2 separate regions of the Homo sapiens genome follow, and region 2 is linked to region 1. The links are chromatin loops, found by intact Hi-C in ENCODE. Cell type or tissue: B cell. All regions are shown on one strand.

The links. A loop is a pair of places that touch in the nucleus more often than their neighbours do. Peaks named below come from ENCODE experiments on the same cell type or tissue, not always from the same donor. Only the 100,000 strongest peaks of a DNase experiment are listed, where the experiment ranks them.
Region 2: it touches region 1 in a loop (11-fold over the local background); 4 of 110 quality-filtered maps call a loop at or near these places.

Annotation. Positions count from the first base shown.
Region 1 is chr13:100,231,569-100,239,568 of GRCh38, forward strand. It overlaps PCCA (propionyl-CoA carboxylase subunit alpha), which reads left to right. Exons shown (of 24, transcript NM_000282.4): 8 at 4,274-4,310. Among named protein-coding and RNA genes, the nearest start is that of PCCA, 150 kb to the left of the region's middle. In B cell, CTCF peaks have their summits at 3,838 (motif pointing left) and 4,048; a DNase peak (open chromatin) is centred at 3,873.
Region 2 is chr13:99,525,095-99,533,094 of GRCh38, forward strand. It overlaps TM9SF2 (transmembrane 9 superfamily member 2), which reads left to right. Exons shown (of 17, transcript NM_004800.3): 4 at 4,373-4,500. Among named protein-coding and RNA genes, the nearest start is that of TM9SF2, 28 kb to the left of the region's middle. RefSeq lists a silencer at 3,556-3,605. In B cell, a CTCF peak has its summit at 3,649; a DNase peak (open chromatin) is centred at 3,667.

The DNA of each region.
Region 1 (8,000 bases):
ATTAATAATTTGATAACTTCAGGCATGGCTGATTTAATTTTTAAACTATGAAAATATGAAGTATGAAATTATGATTCTTATGGTAAAAAAGTTCAACGTGTACCTAAGAGCATACAATTTTAATTTCCCTTTTCCTACAACTTTTAATCCTACCTTTTACATTTATTTATTTATTTATTCTTAAATATAGACAAGGTCTTGCGATGTTGCTTAAGTCAGTACAGAACTCCTGGGCTCAAGTGGTCTTCCTGCCTGGGCCTCCTGAGTAGCTGGGATTATAGGCCTGAGTTACCATGCCCGGCTGTCTGTCCTACTTTTGAGCAGTAAATTGGTTTCTGTAGCTGTCTAATGCTTAAACTTTCCTGTGCGTTCAAATGTGTATTTCTGTCTTAATGTAGGTAAGGTCATACGCTATGTACTCCAACTTGCTACCCCCGCCCCCAGTATATACTTTATTTTGCTTATTTTTACAGTGTAAGAGTTACTCTCTTAAAGCTTAATTGTCATTTGTCATTGCCTTGTATAGAACCAAGGCATCTTGGACTGTGTACCAAATCCCATAAGATCTGGCCAGAACAGGGCCACGCCGTCCATACCTCCTTATCTTGTGCTTTGCTGCCACTTCCTTACTGTGTTTCAGCTTTAGCTGCCTGATATTCTTTCCCTATGAAATTGCTTCCTCATCTAGGATTTTTATATGTGTGGTTCCCTCTGTCTAATGTTCTTTCTCCCTGATCTTTCCATGGTAGCTAGCTGTTTATGTTTATGTGTGTGTGTGTATGCGTGTGTGTGTGTGTGTGTGTGTGTGTGTGTGTGTGTGTGTGGTTTTAGAGACGGAGTCTCACTTTATTTCCCAGGCAGGAGTGCAGTGGCGCCATCATGGCTCACTGCAGCTCTGACCTCCTGGGCTCATGCAATCCTCCTGCCTCAGCCTCCCAAGTAGCTGGGACTACAGGTCCCACCACCACACCCAGTAATTTTTGTATTTTTTTGTAGAGATAGAGATCTTGCCATGTTGCCCAGGCTAGTCTCAAACTCCTACCCTCAAGTGATCCTCCCATCTTGGCCTCCCAAAGTGCTGGGATTACAGGTGTGAGCCACTGTGCTTGGCCTGGCTAGATGTCTTTATCCTTAGGTTTAAAATTTTACTCCAGAAGGGCCCTTTCTGAGCAGCCTGTCTGAAACAAGTTCTCCCTAGTATTCTTGCCTGAGTACTCTGTTTCTATGTAACATTTATTTTAGTTATCAATTGATTTGTTTATTTTCTGTTTCTCTCATTAGTTTGTAATAAGCTCCATGAAGGCAGAAGATGTATTTCATGTAGTGTTGCTGGGCAGATAGTTATTGAATTAATGTATAAGTGGTTGAATAAGAACATATAGATCAACTGCATTCTTTTTAAAGGCTAATATTTCATTTTATGGATGTACCAGTCCTTTGTTGAAGGCTTACTAAATTGTTTTTCAGAATTTTTTTCTTATTAAAACACCACCAACGAATTCAAAATAATGAATTTCTTTGTATGTCTCTCTGTGTTCACTCATGTGGGTATATCTGTAGGATGACTTCCCAGGAGTAAAATTTCAGAACAAAAGATAACGTGTCCTCAAACTTTTGGTAGATACTGACAATTTCTTTTTAAAAAGATTATCCCATTTTCTATGACACCAGTAATATGAGAAGTATTTAACTTTGTCATCCTGGCCATTATCAGATTTTAATTTGCTAGAGGAAAAGTGAGATCTCATTGTTTTAATTTGTATTTCTGTAATTAGGAGCAAGGCTGAGCACAGATATTGTGCTTCTGGAACTGTTTTTCTGTGAGCTTTTAATTTAATCTTTTGTGATGATTGTTGGTCCTTTTTTTAGTTGATTCAGAGTTTGATTAAAGTTTTTTAAACTTATGATGTTATAGGCAACCTTTACAGTGTGATGTCACTTAGTGCCATTGAATTTGGAGCTATATAGGGCTTTTTATCTCTTCAAAAGTAATTTTGTAGAGCCTGATAATAAAACTTCATGTTCTCAAAGACCATATTGGGGCTGAGTGTATAATATTTAGTAGTTTATTATTGAAACAGTAATAGAGATTTTAATGTCCAGTGCATAATAGGTCCTCAGTAAAGTATTTTTGGATGAATGAGTGACAAGTGAAAAGTTAATTTTTAAGGCAGCTTGATTTTATTTGAAAGTTCATTTAGAAGAATCTAATTTTCATAGTAAGAAGACTTAGCATGCTGTTAAGTTGAAAGATAAGCTTGCTTTGTGGCATGCTATAGAAGTGTTGGATTTGTGGCAGTGGAATTTTTAATTTGCTGTGTCAGATATAGATATGGCTTTATGTATCCATACACACCCAGCTATAACATGTATATTCAAATAAGTGACAAAATATGTCTAATGAATTTTTGAATTACCTTTTAAAACTTGCCTGTTAGTTCTCTCAAGTGATGAACTTTTTACAATAGCAGTTTATTTTCTCTCATCACGTTGGAAAGAAATGTTAAAAGTTTTCTTCTAGGTTTATTATAATCCAGTCTTCATCAGCCATCACTCTTCCTGTATTTTGTTCAAGAGGCACTAATTGTTCGCATTTGGCAGGTTTAACACTTCCTGACAGAGAGGCTATTAAGGGGAAGTATTCTCCAATAACTGTCACTGGCTGGAACAAAGAACCTTCCAACTCAATGTGTGGAAACCACTAACATTCTTAAATGACCCTTTTCATGGATTTTCATCCCTTTAAGCTAAAGTTTGGAGAATGTAGGGTCAGCGAAAACAGCAACGTGTAATAAAGCAGTAAACCTTGATTTTGGAAGGCATAGGGTGGGAGATATAGATTTATCTCTGACTTGAAAACAATTGTTATTTGGAAAATCTCATTAGCAGATGTGACTGCTTGGAGTAAAAAAAAAAAAAAACAACTTAAAACTGATGTCGCTTTCAGGACCCCTTTGAACTTAACAAGCACCTATTTGTGGAGCAGACTGGCTAATGAAAGGAAATTAAATTTTTCTGACAACTTCCCCTGCCAACCTCCTTATTCAGGGGATGTTATTAGGTACTGAAGAACTTTAAAGAAGATTTTTTTTTATTAGACATAAGTGAACCAGTTATAAACATCCCCCCCCGCCCCCTTCTCGGAGGATTCTGACATGGTTGCTCTACATTTTAAACGTATTAGCTTAAAAGCTTAAAAAACACTGGGCTTCACTTCAGCATTTTAGTCATTTTCTAAAAATTCAGTCACACTTACCAGCTGTGGTTTCAAAACAATATTGTCAGTCTTTGTGGTAGTTTAGTTTGTGTCACTGAATTACACAAACACACACACACACACACACACCCCACACATACCCACACACACGAAGGAGGCTTAGATTTCAACATTATCTTTATTGTTATTTGGGGAAATGATTCAGCAGTGTCCTGTGTTGGATGTGTTAGGTGAGGGTTAATGATCAGTGAAATTACTTAGATTCAAGGGAAGTTTTTGTCTTTTCATCTTCTTAGAGGTAGAAGTGGCATTGGTTAATATTTAGCAATAACTAATCCTTAAATGGATAAACTTTTACCCCTTACTGTTTAGGAAGGTATTTTCTTTCTTTTGCTTTTTGGAGTTTTTTCCTCCAGTAGTTGGTTCGTTGAAATTAAAGTTTTTTTTTAATTTATGTAACAAGATACAATTGTAGAGATAAAATATGTACCTGAAAAAAAAAAAAAAGAAAGAAACAATAGAAAAGAAAAGGTAATGCAGATTACCAAAAGGATTTTTTGGAACAATTCGTAATTCCTGTAGGTACTGGAAATTAACTTTCATATTTCTGCAAAATCGATCAACTACTCCCAAACAATAGAGAATCAACTCCCCCTGCTGACAGAATCTAGGAAAACATGACACATAATATTGGACAGAAACAAGCTGGCTGCGGACAAGCTTTAATGACCTGATTTATGATTCAGTATTGATTGTAAACATCTAAATTCTGCCATTAAATTCCGGCAACTGCACCAAATCATTGGCAATTCTGGTAGTGCTTCCTGCCAGCTCATTTCAACTGCTTTGAGTTTCTTAATATAATAATGATGAGGTAGAATTTACATTCCACTTATGGTATTAATTTTACATTTCTCTGAATGAAAAGGGTTAGAAGGTAGTAAAATTGAACATTAAATGAATCGGAGGAGACAGTAGTGCAATATATGACTGCCCTAAAGACATTGTGCAATGCCTCATGGGATTAATGTTGAGTCTCATTTCCTGCTTTTACAGGATGCAGAAGAAGCTGTCAGAATTGCAAGGGAAATTGGTAAGTCCTTAAATTAACTTTGGTAGGATTTCTGTGTCTTTCAGCAGATACGGTTGAGTCAACAGGTAATAAGTAATTCCCATAGAGCAAATAATACTTTAATAGTTTTAGATTTTGATTACTTGTTGCTCTGGAAGAATGTATCAGTTGAATTGCCAAATTCTATTATTAAAGGAGACTGTAAAGAGTAATTTGACCTTAACTATACATAACTCTTTTGTAAGATGAGATCACAGGCTAATTCAAAGAAGGAATTGTCTTAAGAATTCTAAAGATTGGATATAAGTTTAATGTCAATTTATATGTACATAGTTGAATGTGGTTTGTTAAAATTAAGAACATTTGGATTAAAATGAAGATACCATATGTGACATAGTTCTTTAAGTTTTTGCCTTTTGCTAAGATGTTAGGTATCAACTTAATCTTGTTAGATGGGAAAGATAAAATAGATGTGGGAAATTAGAACTGAATGATCTAAATTGGAATAAAAGGTAGACTGGAGGAGTTTTTAATGGCTGTTTTACATGTACTTGTATTTGGGCAGTGTTTCCCAACTTTTTAATTTCTTTTCTTTTTCTTTTCTTTCCTTTTTTTTTTTTAAGATGGAGTTTTGCTGTCATTGCCCAGGCTGGAGTGCAATGGCACGATCTCCGCTCACTGCAACCTCTGCCTTCCAGGTTCAAGCGATTCTCCTGCCTCAGCCTCCCTAGTAGCTGGGATTACAGGTGCCTGCCATCACGCCCAGCTAATTTTTTGTATTTTTAGTAGAGATGGAGTTTCACTATGTTGGCCAGGCTGGTCTCGAACTCCTGACCTCAGGTGATCCACCCGCCTCAGCCTCCCAAAGTGCTGGGATTACAGGCGTGAGCCACCGCCCCTGGCTCGCAACTTTTTAATTTTAAAAATATTCTTGGCGGTCATGAGAACTATTTTTGGTATCTGCTAATTGAGAAAATGTGTAAGGGCATGCTATTATATGGATTAACAATATTGTTAAATAACTTTGCAGGTTTAATAATCAAATCAGTAATTGTATACATTTGACAGAAATTTGTACAGATGAGAGAAATTAGGCAATGCTTGTAGGGATCCCAGCGTCTTCTCAGCATTCCTGTACGCCTCAGTCCAAGCATCTCATCGTGCCACACGAACATTTCTGTAGGCCTGTTTTCTCACTAAGATTATTTAGATCTATTTTCTGCCTCTAGAGAGCATTTGATTTGGCAAAGCTCATATAGTTGTGATATGTAGAAATATCTTATTGGTCTGGAAGTGATCACTTGTACTAGTAAGCGTGTTCTTTGCAAATGGGACAGTCTAACTTAGCAGGTCTTTAGTGACCTGAAAAGCAGTTTGGCTTATTGCACCCTTGTTTGTAGTTGGTACTGTCTAAATTATTTGGGCTTTGCCCATCATTAAGTGTGTTTTGTTGTTTGCTTTGCAAAAATCTATCTTATTGATATAGGTCCTGGATTTAAGACCAGACCATAGAAAATCTTATTTTATCTGACTACCTCATCTCTTCATTTTTTTTTTCAGAATCATTAACATTTCAAAAAGCCTATCAGTACTTCATAGGAACATTTGCTCGACTGCTAAATAAACTGGACTATATAGAACTGATTCTGTGGTTTCTTTATGGAGAAAAATCAAAAGTTTCTGTTCATGGTTTGAAATCACTGGTATTCCTCATTGCCTAAGAGGCATATAATATACCTACTGGCTTTTGAGGATAGTTTTCTAAAATAGTTTAATTCCATCCTGTCAGACATCTTTACATTTAAAAAGCTCTTTTTCTAGTTCTAGGTTAGATATTATTATCAACCTCATTGGATATAATAATACTGTTATTATTATTATTACAGTATCTACATAAAGGACAATATTTAGAGAAATTTAGGGAAATAAAGGGATTAGAAGAAAATTTACAGTTACACTGCAGTGCCACATTTTGAATGGTGAATTTTGGACTTGCGAGCATTCCCTTTGTGTAAATAGCAGGCCGTGGATTGCTTTGCTTCCTTTATGCCTTTTCTTCCACTTTCTTTCTTTCTTTCTTTCTTTTTTTTTTTTTTTGAGACAGACTTTTCACTCTTGTTGCCCAGGTTGGAGTGCAGTGGTGCGATCTCTGCTCACTGCAACTTCTGCCTCCCGGGTTCAGGTGATTCTCCTGCCTTCACCTCCTGAGTAGCTGGGATTGCAGGCACACACCACAATGCCAGCTAATTTTTTTGTATTTTTAGTAGAGACGGGGTTTCACCATACTGGCCAGGCTGGTCTCGAACTCCTGACCTTAGGTGATCTGCCCACCTCAGCCTCCCAAAGTGCCGGGATTACAGGCATAAGCCAGTGCACCTGGCCATTTTCCACTTTCGTTATAACCTGTCACCTTTAAGATAACCAGCTCATCATGATGGGCCTCTGTCTAACTAGTTCTCATCACTTTGCTTTCCTCCCTCAATATTTTAATGCTGTGCTTTACCTCCTTTTCATTTTTTATTTTTTCCTACTGAAGTTACCTAATCTAATCTAAGTCTTTTTTCTTTGTACTTGGGCACATCCTTTATGACTCCTTTCTCTTTCCTGTCCTTCTTCTAATTCTTCCCCAATTACTCTCTCTTGCTTGTGAAATAAATGATAGCAATCATGGCTATTAAGTATAAGAGTACTGGTGTTTTGCTTATACTGAAAGAAAGGGAAACCATAAAATTTGAGGTAAAATAAACCATAAAGAACTAGGGTCATCAGCTCTTACAAAGCTTTTAGAATTTCTCTGAAAATCTCTTCTGAATCACCTCAGAAGCCTCGCATAAAATCTTTTCCTTGAAGTGCTACTTTCTAAAGTAAATTAAATTATGTTTTATTAAAGTCTGTTGGCTTTCTGTGTTGTTTGATATTTCGTAAGTTTTTTACTACTGATTTTATTGAGATATATCACATTTTAACTATGATTATGATTCCATGTGAAAATGTGTTCCTAGTTCTAAACAACTGATTTATAATCAAACCTTTGAACCTATCCATTTGTAAGTTGTTGATTGTCCATGTGTTATACCTATTCATAGAGTTCTCTCTTAATTCTTTCTGTGTTATGTGATGAAAATGAAGTTTATCCTGTTTTATGTGATTTCCTCCTCTCTCATGTCTTTGCTTTTCTTCTGGAAACATTAATCTATGCTGCCAAAGTAGGAAACTCACTGTATTGAGCATTGATGAATTAAGTGCCTTTTACATAATGGTAACTCCAGTTTATGGAGCATTTCTTCCTAAGGCCAGGCACTTTGGAAATGTTGTTTCTAATGCTAATTCTTGGGTTTAATCATTTTTGTTTACATTTAAGGAAACTAATGATTAGAAATGGTAAGTAATTTGCTCAAGGTCACAGAACTATCGAGTGGTGGACCCTGGTTTAAATTTAGGTTTATTTGACTCCAAAGACCACAGACTTTTTATTATACTGTGTCTAAACCAATGGGATTAGAGGATGGCAGCTAAAATTTGAGCGACTACTTTGTGTAAAATACTGTAAGGTACTCAAATGTGTTATACATGGAATTAAAGAAGCAGACAGTCTCCTATCCTTGATGAGGTGAGAGACAGTTAAGACTTAATATGTTACTTGTATGTATTTGTTTTTTGGACTACCTAGTTTCTCTCATTCTTGTTCCTGATTTTTTACTTTGACCTATC
Region 2 (8,000 bases), 710 kb before region 1:
GCCGTGATAGAATAGCCAGGTGGAGAGAGAATGGAAAGAGCATTTGCAGGTGGACACATCTACAACTGTCTTGAGGACTTTTATTTTACTGGCAGTGAGAAAAAGAGTGGAAACTGGAGGATGGCGTGGTTCAAAGAGGACTGTTTGTTTGTTTGTTTGTTTGTTTAGAGACAGTCTTACTCTGTTGTCCAGGCTTGAGTGCAGTGTTGTGATCTCAGCTCACTGCAACCTCCACCTCCGAGGCTCCAGTGCTTCTCTTGCCTTAGCCTCCCGAGCAGCTGGGATTACAGGTGCCTGCCACCACACCTAGTTAATTTTTGTATTTTTAGTAGGGACAGGGCTTTGCCATGTTGGCCAGGCTGGTCTCAAACTCCCGACCTTAGGTGATCTGCCCACCTTGGCCTCCCAAAGTGCTGGGAATAAGCCAAGGCACCCGCCCCAAAGAGGACTTATGATAGATTTTTTTTTTTTTTTTTTTTGAGACAGAGTCTTGCTCTGTAGCCCAGGCTGGAGTGCAGTGGCGTGATCTCGGCTTACTGCAAGCTCCACCTGCCGAGTTCACACCATTCTCCTGCCTCAGCCTCCCAAGTAGCTGGGACTATAGGCGCCCGCCACTACGCCCAGCTTATTTTTTGTATTTTTAGTAGAGATGGGGTTTCACTGTGTTAGCCAGGATGATCTCGATCTCCGGACCTCGTGATCTGCCTGCCTCGGCCTCCCAAAGTGCTGGGATTACAGGCGTGAGCCACCGCGCCCGGCCAGGAGGACTTGTGATAGATCTTTAAGCAAGGTGTGTATGTGGATGAGTGTGATCAGTAGATACGGGAAAAGTGATGATTTAGGAGAGGGAAGGATTGCCGTGGGTGTCCTTGCTCTGGCAAGAAGGGATGGGACCTAGTGTACTGTTGGAGAGGTTGGCCTCAGTGAGCTCGTTCATCCGTGGTAACTGGAGGGAAGGCAGAGACATGGGGCATGATGCTGGGAGGTAAATGTGGCAATTGCTCCTGATTCCTCAGTGAAGTAGGCAGCATGGCCACCCCACCTGTGAGTGAGGAGGGAGGCAGCAGCCAAGTAGGATCCAGGAGAGCTAATAGAGCAGGAGTGTGGAGCGGCTGCTAGGCTGCATCAGGGACCCTCTGGCCAGCTGGTGGTTTGAAGTAACAGCAGCCAGCGTGCTTAATTGTGTATCTCCAGCTATTTCCAGCTGTGCTGCTGAGTTGGATTTAACCAGGTTTGTGGTTTTAACAAGTGAATACCAAAAAAGTGAGAGAAGAACACAGGATGTGAGGACATCTTTGGATGTTATGAAAGATGGAGATACTGTTGAGCTTGGAGTTTGAGCTTGCACAGGGGGCATGTGAGGCCACAAAAGGAGTAAGAGACAGTGAAAAGACTGTAGGATCTGTCGATTTAAGTGGAGTCCAGGGCTTGTTGGAGGTGATGAACATTTGAGCCAGTGAGTTGGAACAACGGGAGGAGGTGGTTTGACACTGGGAAGCTTGAAATGGAGATAATGGCTGGGACTGCTGTCATTGATAAAGGCAGGGTGGAATGCGACCAGAGGAGGGAGTGCTTTGAAATTGGATGAAGACCAGAGTCGCTGGAGGAGAGGGCAGAGGATCAAAAGGTCATTGTTTTGGAAGGATCGTTGATATAGATGTAATCACCAAGAATCAGGAGCGAGGAGGAGTGTTGCAGTGACAGTGAGCCAGGAGCTGAGGGCCAGTGACCTGGGGTTGGTAGATGACAAGAACAGGAAGGAGTAGGGGCGGTGTGGTCTGATCACATGGGAGTCAAAGCTAGAGGTTTCTGGAGGAGGGAGAATGGTCTGGCCCAGCGCTGGGGCCTATGAGAGAAAACAGGCACCACCAGCAAGACTCCAGTGAGGCAGCATCCGTCAGGGACAGCCAGGTTTTCATCAGAACAGGCTCCAGAAAACATTCTGAGAAGAGGTTGAGGAACTAGAGGGTGTTCTGCTGGTGACACATGAGTTTCAGGGCATAGTGGAAGGGATTAAGCAGTTGAGGGGGGATACATTTTGGGATTCATATGTGGGAATGGAAGGATGACATGGAAATCCTGGACTTCTGGTGGTGACTAATATTCAGAGGGTAGAGGGCATAATGGGATTAGTCCTGCCCATTAGTCCTAGTGGGTAGTAGTCCGTTCTGACGCTGCTGTGAAGAAATACCAGAGGCTGGGTAACTTATAAAGAAAAGTGGTTTAATTGACTCACAGTTCCATATGGCTGGGGAGGCCTCAGGAAAACAATCATGGCAGAAGGGGAGGCAACCATGTCCTTCTTCATGTGGCGGCAGAAAAGAGAAGTGCAGAGTGAATCGGAGAAAGCCCCTTATAAAACCATCAGATCTTGTGAGAGCTCACTCACTATCACAAGAACAGCGTGGGGTACCGCCCCCCATGATCTAATCACCTCCCACGAGGTCCCTCCCCCAACACGTGGGGATTACAATTCAGATCACAATTGGAGATAAGATTTGGGTGGGGACACTGAGCCAAACCACATCAATCCTGATGGTCTCAGGCTGCATGGAGGAGAAGTCTTGCCAGAAGTGTGCAGCCTTATATGATTTCCCTCAGATATGGACTTTGATATAATTTTTCTGCTATTTGCTAAAAGCTGGTGGTGAGATACATAACAATAACTGTTATTTAGTGAATACCTATTTTCATCAGTCAGCATGCTAGGTGTTTTGCACACACGTTTCTGTATTTAATCCAACAACCCTGCAAGGCAGTTACTGCGCCCATTTTACACATAAGTTAACTGAAGCTGAGGCAGGGTTACGCAGCTTTCCCTGGTCTCCTAACAAGATGGAGTTGACTCGTACCCAGGTCTGACTCTAGATTGATATTTTGATTTTCAGAATTATTCCAAGGAGAAGGTTAAATCCTCACTGAAATAATTTAGGAAAAATTATAATCCCACGTTTTCCCGAATAGAAACAGAACAGTGCTGTGCTTGCGTGTTATAAGGAGGATTTGTTTCCCTTGGGAGCTAAGAATATTTAAAAATCCTTAGCAAAACATAAATAAAATACAATTCCATCCATAACCAAACATGATTTAAAATATTATAAAATTCCCAACTAAACACATGACAGGGAGAGGCTGCAGGGTGTTGTGCTGAAGAGCATGTTCTCCGGAGCTCAACTCACTTGGCTCAGATCCTGGCTATGCCGATGCTCAGTTGTGTGACTTGGTGCTCCAGTTTTCTCATCTGTAAAAGATGAATAAGGGTTGTTTGGAGGATTACATGAGGCTTGATATATACAAAGTACATGGAACATAGGAAGCACTAAACAGATGTTACCTATTACTACATTAATGTCACCTTAGTCTTGCTATTTCCTTCACAATTGAACACACAGGTTGACTCACCTAATGAAGTGAGCACTGGATTGAGGTGTCAGATTTGCCATTTTGGTGTAATATTGTCTCTCTGCTTAACTTATTTTAAGTTTGGTGTCTGTGCTTCTGATTTCTTAGTGTGTATACTTTTTTGTTTTTCCATTTTCCACTTTTTAAGAATGAATCTTTAAGGTTCATATAAGGTTTAAAATATCAACTAGTGGTACAGATATGGCTGTATTGGAAATAGCAATGCAGACAGAATGAAAACATTGGCTGACAGGTGGCAGCAGTGGACTATGCTTAAACATTCACTTAGCTGCTTCACTGCACCTGCTTTAGGGATGTTAATAAATACATACATACAAAAGAGTGGGCTGCTTAGAAGTGAACCATGCCATTTTTTTAATCACCTTATGTAATAAAGTTTGAATTTATTAAAAGATGGAATTATGGCTGGTTGTATAGCTGGTAAATTTCAGCCTTCTGGAGTCATGTTTAGCCTGATTTTAGACATCTGAATGTCACATGCTCTCTTGTTCACTGCTGAATCTCTATCACCTGACACTTAAGGAGGGCACTTAACATCTGTTGATTATTTGAACATAAAAATTTGTCTGCTTGTTACTAGAAAGCCATTAACTCCAGAATTCCTAAGACATGACCATGGGATATTACTAGGAGAGACTAAAGTTCCATTTTTGTTCTACATGGGATTTTTTTTTCTCTTCTAGAACTTATTTACATTTAAAAGGTAAGTCGATTGAAATTACCAAAAAGAACGTATCAAAGGAAAACTTGATGACGAGTCTTTAGAGAAACACAGTAGGATTAAAATTTAAATCTGATTGAGCTATGAGGAATTTAAAAATTTATTTATTACCAATATTAATGCACTTAAGTAATTTAATGGGACCAGCACTTTTACTCTATTTGTGATATTGGTATGAAAAACCTGGATATTTTTTCTGAATTTGCTTTCCACTTCCTTTTAATACAGTTTACGTTTAATAAGAAGGAGACCTGTAAGCTTGTTTGTACAAAAACATACCATACAGAGAAAGCTGAAGACAAACAAAAGTTAGAATTCTTGAAAAAAAGCATGTTATTGAATTATCAACATCACTGGTAAGGCATGAATATTTTCGATTTTGGGGTTTATCCTTTCCATATGAAATCTTTGTTGCTTTGACTATATAAATTACTTGATTGTGTAAAATATAGCAAATTAATTGATTTCCTTTTTTTTGTTACTAGTGGTCGTAGCTTGAAGTAGTGACTCTTAGTTAAAGATGACAACATCATTTAAAGTATCATCTTTTAACTGTGTTTAGATTACTGTAATATCTGGTACTTCTTTTGATACATAGATCTGGTACATAGAGTAGTTATTTTTATTCACATACAGGCATACCTTGGGGATACTGAGGTTCAGTTCCATGCCACTGCAATAAAGCAAATAACACAATAAAGTGAGTCACATAAAGTTTTTCTTGGTTTCCCAGTGCATATAAAAGTTATGTTTATACTACATATAGTCTATTAAGTGTGCAATAACATTATGTCTAAAACAACTCTGTAAGTACCTTAATTAAAAAATACATTATTGCTTACAAAAAAAAAAAAGGCTGACACAAAGACAGAAAGTGAACACATGCTGTTGAAAAAATGGCACTGATATAGGCATGGTGGCTCACGCCTGTAATCCCAGCACTTGGGAGGCTGAGGCGGTTGGATCACGAGGTCAGGAGATCGAGACCATCCTGGCTAACACGATGAAACCCCATCTCTACTAAAAATACAAAAAATTAGCCAGGTGTGGTGATGGGCTCCTGTAGTCCCAACTACTTGGGAGGCTGAGGCAGGAGAATGGCGTGAACCCCAGAGGCGGAGCTTGCAGTGAGCTGAGATCGTGCCACTGCACTCCCGCCTGGGCGACAGAGCAAGACTCTGTCTCAAAAATAAAAAAAAAAGAAAGAATGGCACTGATAGATTTGCTTAACGCAAGGATGCCACAAACCTTCAATTTCTAAAAAACACCATATCTGCAAAGCACAATAAAGTGAAGTGCAATAAAACGAAGTATGCCTGAATAGTTAACAGTAGCATATTATGCTTTGGGGAAAAGGACCTGGGTCAGTCTTCTAGTGAAAACATTGTTTTATACTTGTGGGCTATGAAAAAAATCACAGGAAAACAAAACTTAACTTTTGTTTGATAAATAGCATCAACTTCAAATAAAACGCTTACATTTTGCTTAGCCTTTCATTTTGTAAACATGACATAACATTAACAAATTCTGTACCAGTTTGTATCAGAATCAAAAAGTATTTAAAACTGTCCTGTTTTTCCTTCCAAAGTAGTATATACTTATTATACAATATTCAAACATAGAATTTTTTTTTTTTTTCTGAGATGGAGTCTCTCACTGTTCCCCAGACTGGAGTGCTGTGGCGTGATCTCGGCTCACTGCAACCTCCGTCTCCTGGGGTCAAGTGATTCTTGCATTTTAGCCGCCTGAGTAGCTGGGATTACATGTGCCCGCCACCACACCTGGCTAATTTTTATAGTTTTAGTAGACACGGGGTTTTACCATGTTGGCCAGGCTGGTCTCGAACTCCTGACCTTAAGAGATCCGCCCCTCTCAGCCTCCCAAAGTGCTGGAATTATAGGTGTGAGCCACTGCGCCCGGTCAAACATAGAATATTTTTAAAGACTTTCAAAATCCAACATTTGAAGTATAACCATTGCTATTCTTCTGAGTAATTTTGCTTGGAAATGCCTATATTCTGTGGGGATCATAGTTTACATATGTTTTGCCTTTTCTAGAAAGTGTAAGATGCTTTCAGTGGCGAACAGGAGGACTGTGTTCATGCACTTCCTTTTGGATATTTGTCCTGTCAGTATATTAGATCACATTGTTTGCTCACGCCAATAAGGTTAGGAACCGTGGATCTCAGCTGAGACCTGACCAGATCCTGTGGCCTCGCATTCCCTCCTACCCCTTAGTTTTCCTCCTCCTCCACCCCACCCAACCCCCATATGCATAGAACCCTGGGTTGCTGAGTCCTGTGCACAGCCATGAGCTAGTTTGTGATGGGAAGGATTCATTCTGACTGACCAGACCTGGGTAACATCTACCTGAACCCCATAAGAATGGGTTCTGTGTAGGCTAGTGGGGCTCTGTTGGAAGGAGGGAGATGGTGCTGTTAGAAACCTGCCTGTTATGCTTGTGTCAGCTTCTTTGTCATCTGACCCTCAGTGCAAATAGGAACTTTAAAGACTCCTTTGTCTCCCCATTTCTTTCATTTCTGGTAAACGAAGAGCTTGTTTCCCCTAAACTACCATAGAAATACTGCTTATTTGCTAGATCAATGCATATCAATTGCATATCAACCTGGGATATGTTTACTTATTGTTAAGTAATTGAAATTTCCTTGTTGTTTTTCTTTGTAATCTTCAAAATAATATTTAAGCCTCAGTTCTTATCTTCTCATATTAGCCCTATCCACCTGCGTTTACTGCAATAGCTATCAGTTTGTTGACTAACTGAAAGAATGACTGTTAAGGTCTGTGGATGATTTTTTTTTTTTCTTTTTTTTTGAGACGGAATCTCGTTCTGTCACCCAGGCTGGAGTGCAGTGGCGCAATCTCGGCTCACTGCAAGCTCCGCCTCCCGGGTCCACGCCATTCTCCTGCCTCAGCCTCCCGAGTAGCTGGGACTACAGGCGCCCGCCACCATGCCGGCTAATTTTTTGTATTTTTAGTAGAGACGGGGTTTCACTGTGTTAGCCAGGATGGTCTCGATCTCCTGACCTCGTGATCCGCCCGCCTCTGCCTCCCAAAGTGCTGGGATTACAAGTGTGAGCCACCGCGCCCGGCCTTGTGGGTGATTTTTTAGCTCTTTCTTCTACCCTCTGTGCTTAGAATACTGTTTAGTCAGCCCGGCACCGTGGCTCATGCCTATAATCCCAGCATTTTGGGAGGCCAAGGCAGGCAGATCACCTGAGGCCAGGAGTTCGAGACCAGCCTGGCCAACATGGCGAAACCCCATCTCTACTAAAAATACAAAAATTAGCCAGGTGTGGTGGCAGGCGCCTGTAATCCCAGCTACTCGGGAGGCTGAGGCAGGAGAATTGCTTGAACCAAAGAATACTGTTTAGTCTTGCTCCTGAAGGTAGTAGAAGCAGTTCTTCAGTAGCCTCCTGACAGGAAAGTACTTAGAGATATTTTTAACTAATTTATGATGCAGTTAACAAAGATTTCATTATAATGCCAAGATGCTTAATAACAAGAAAGAATAAATACAGTAGTGTACAAACTAAGCAAGCATCAGACAGTAAAATTTACTGAATGATTTGTAATCAGCATATCAATTGCAAACTTCAACTATTCTGCTTTAAAAAAATTACCTGAGAAAGTGCTGGTAAATAATGATTTTGCAGTTGAATCAGAAAAGTTGATGATTTTAAGTGTAACCCTTAAATCAGTTCAGTATACATTTGGAAAATGTTGATTCACATTGATGAATTTATTGAAACCATTATTTGAGTATATTCTGTCCATGACCTATTTCAGAGAGATTTTACTGTATAACTTGATTTTAAGCATAGACAGTAGAGTTGACA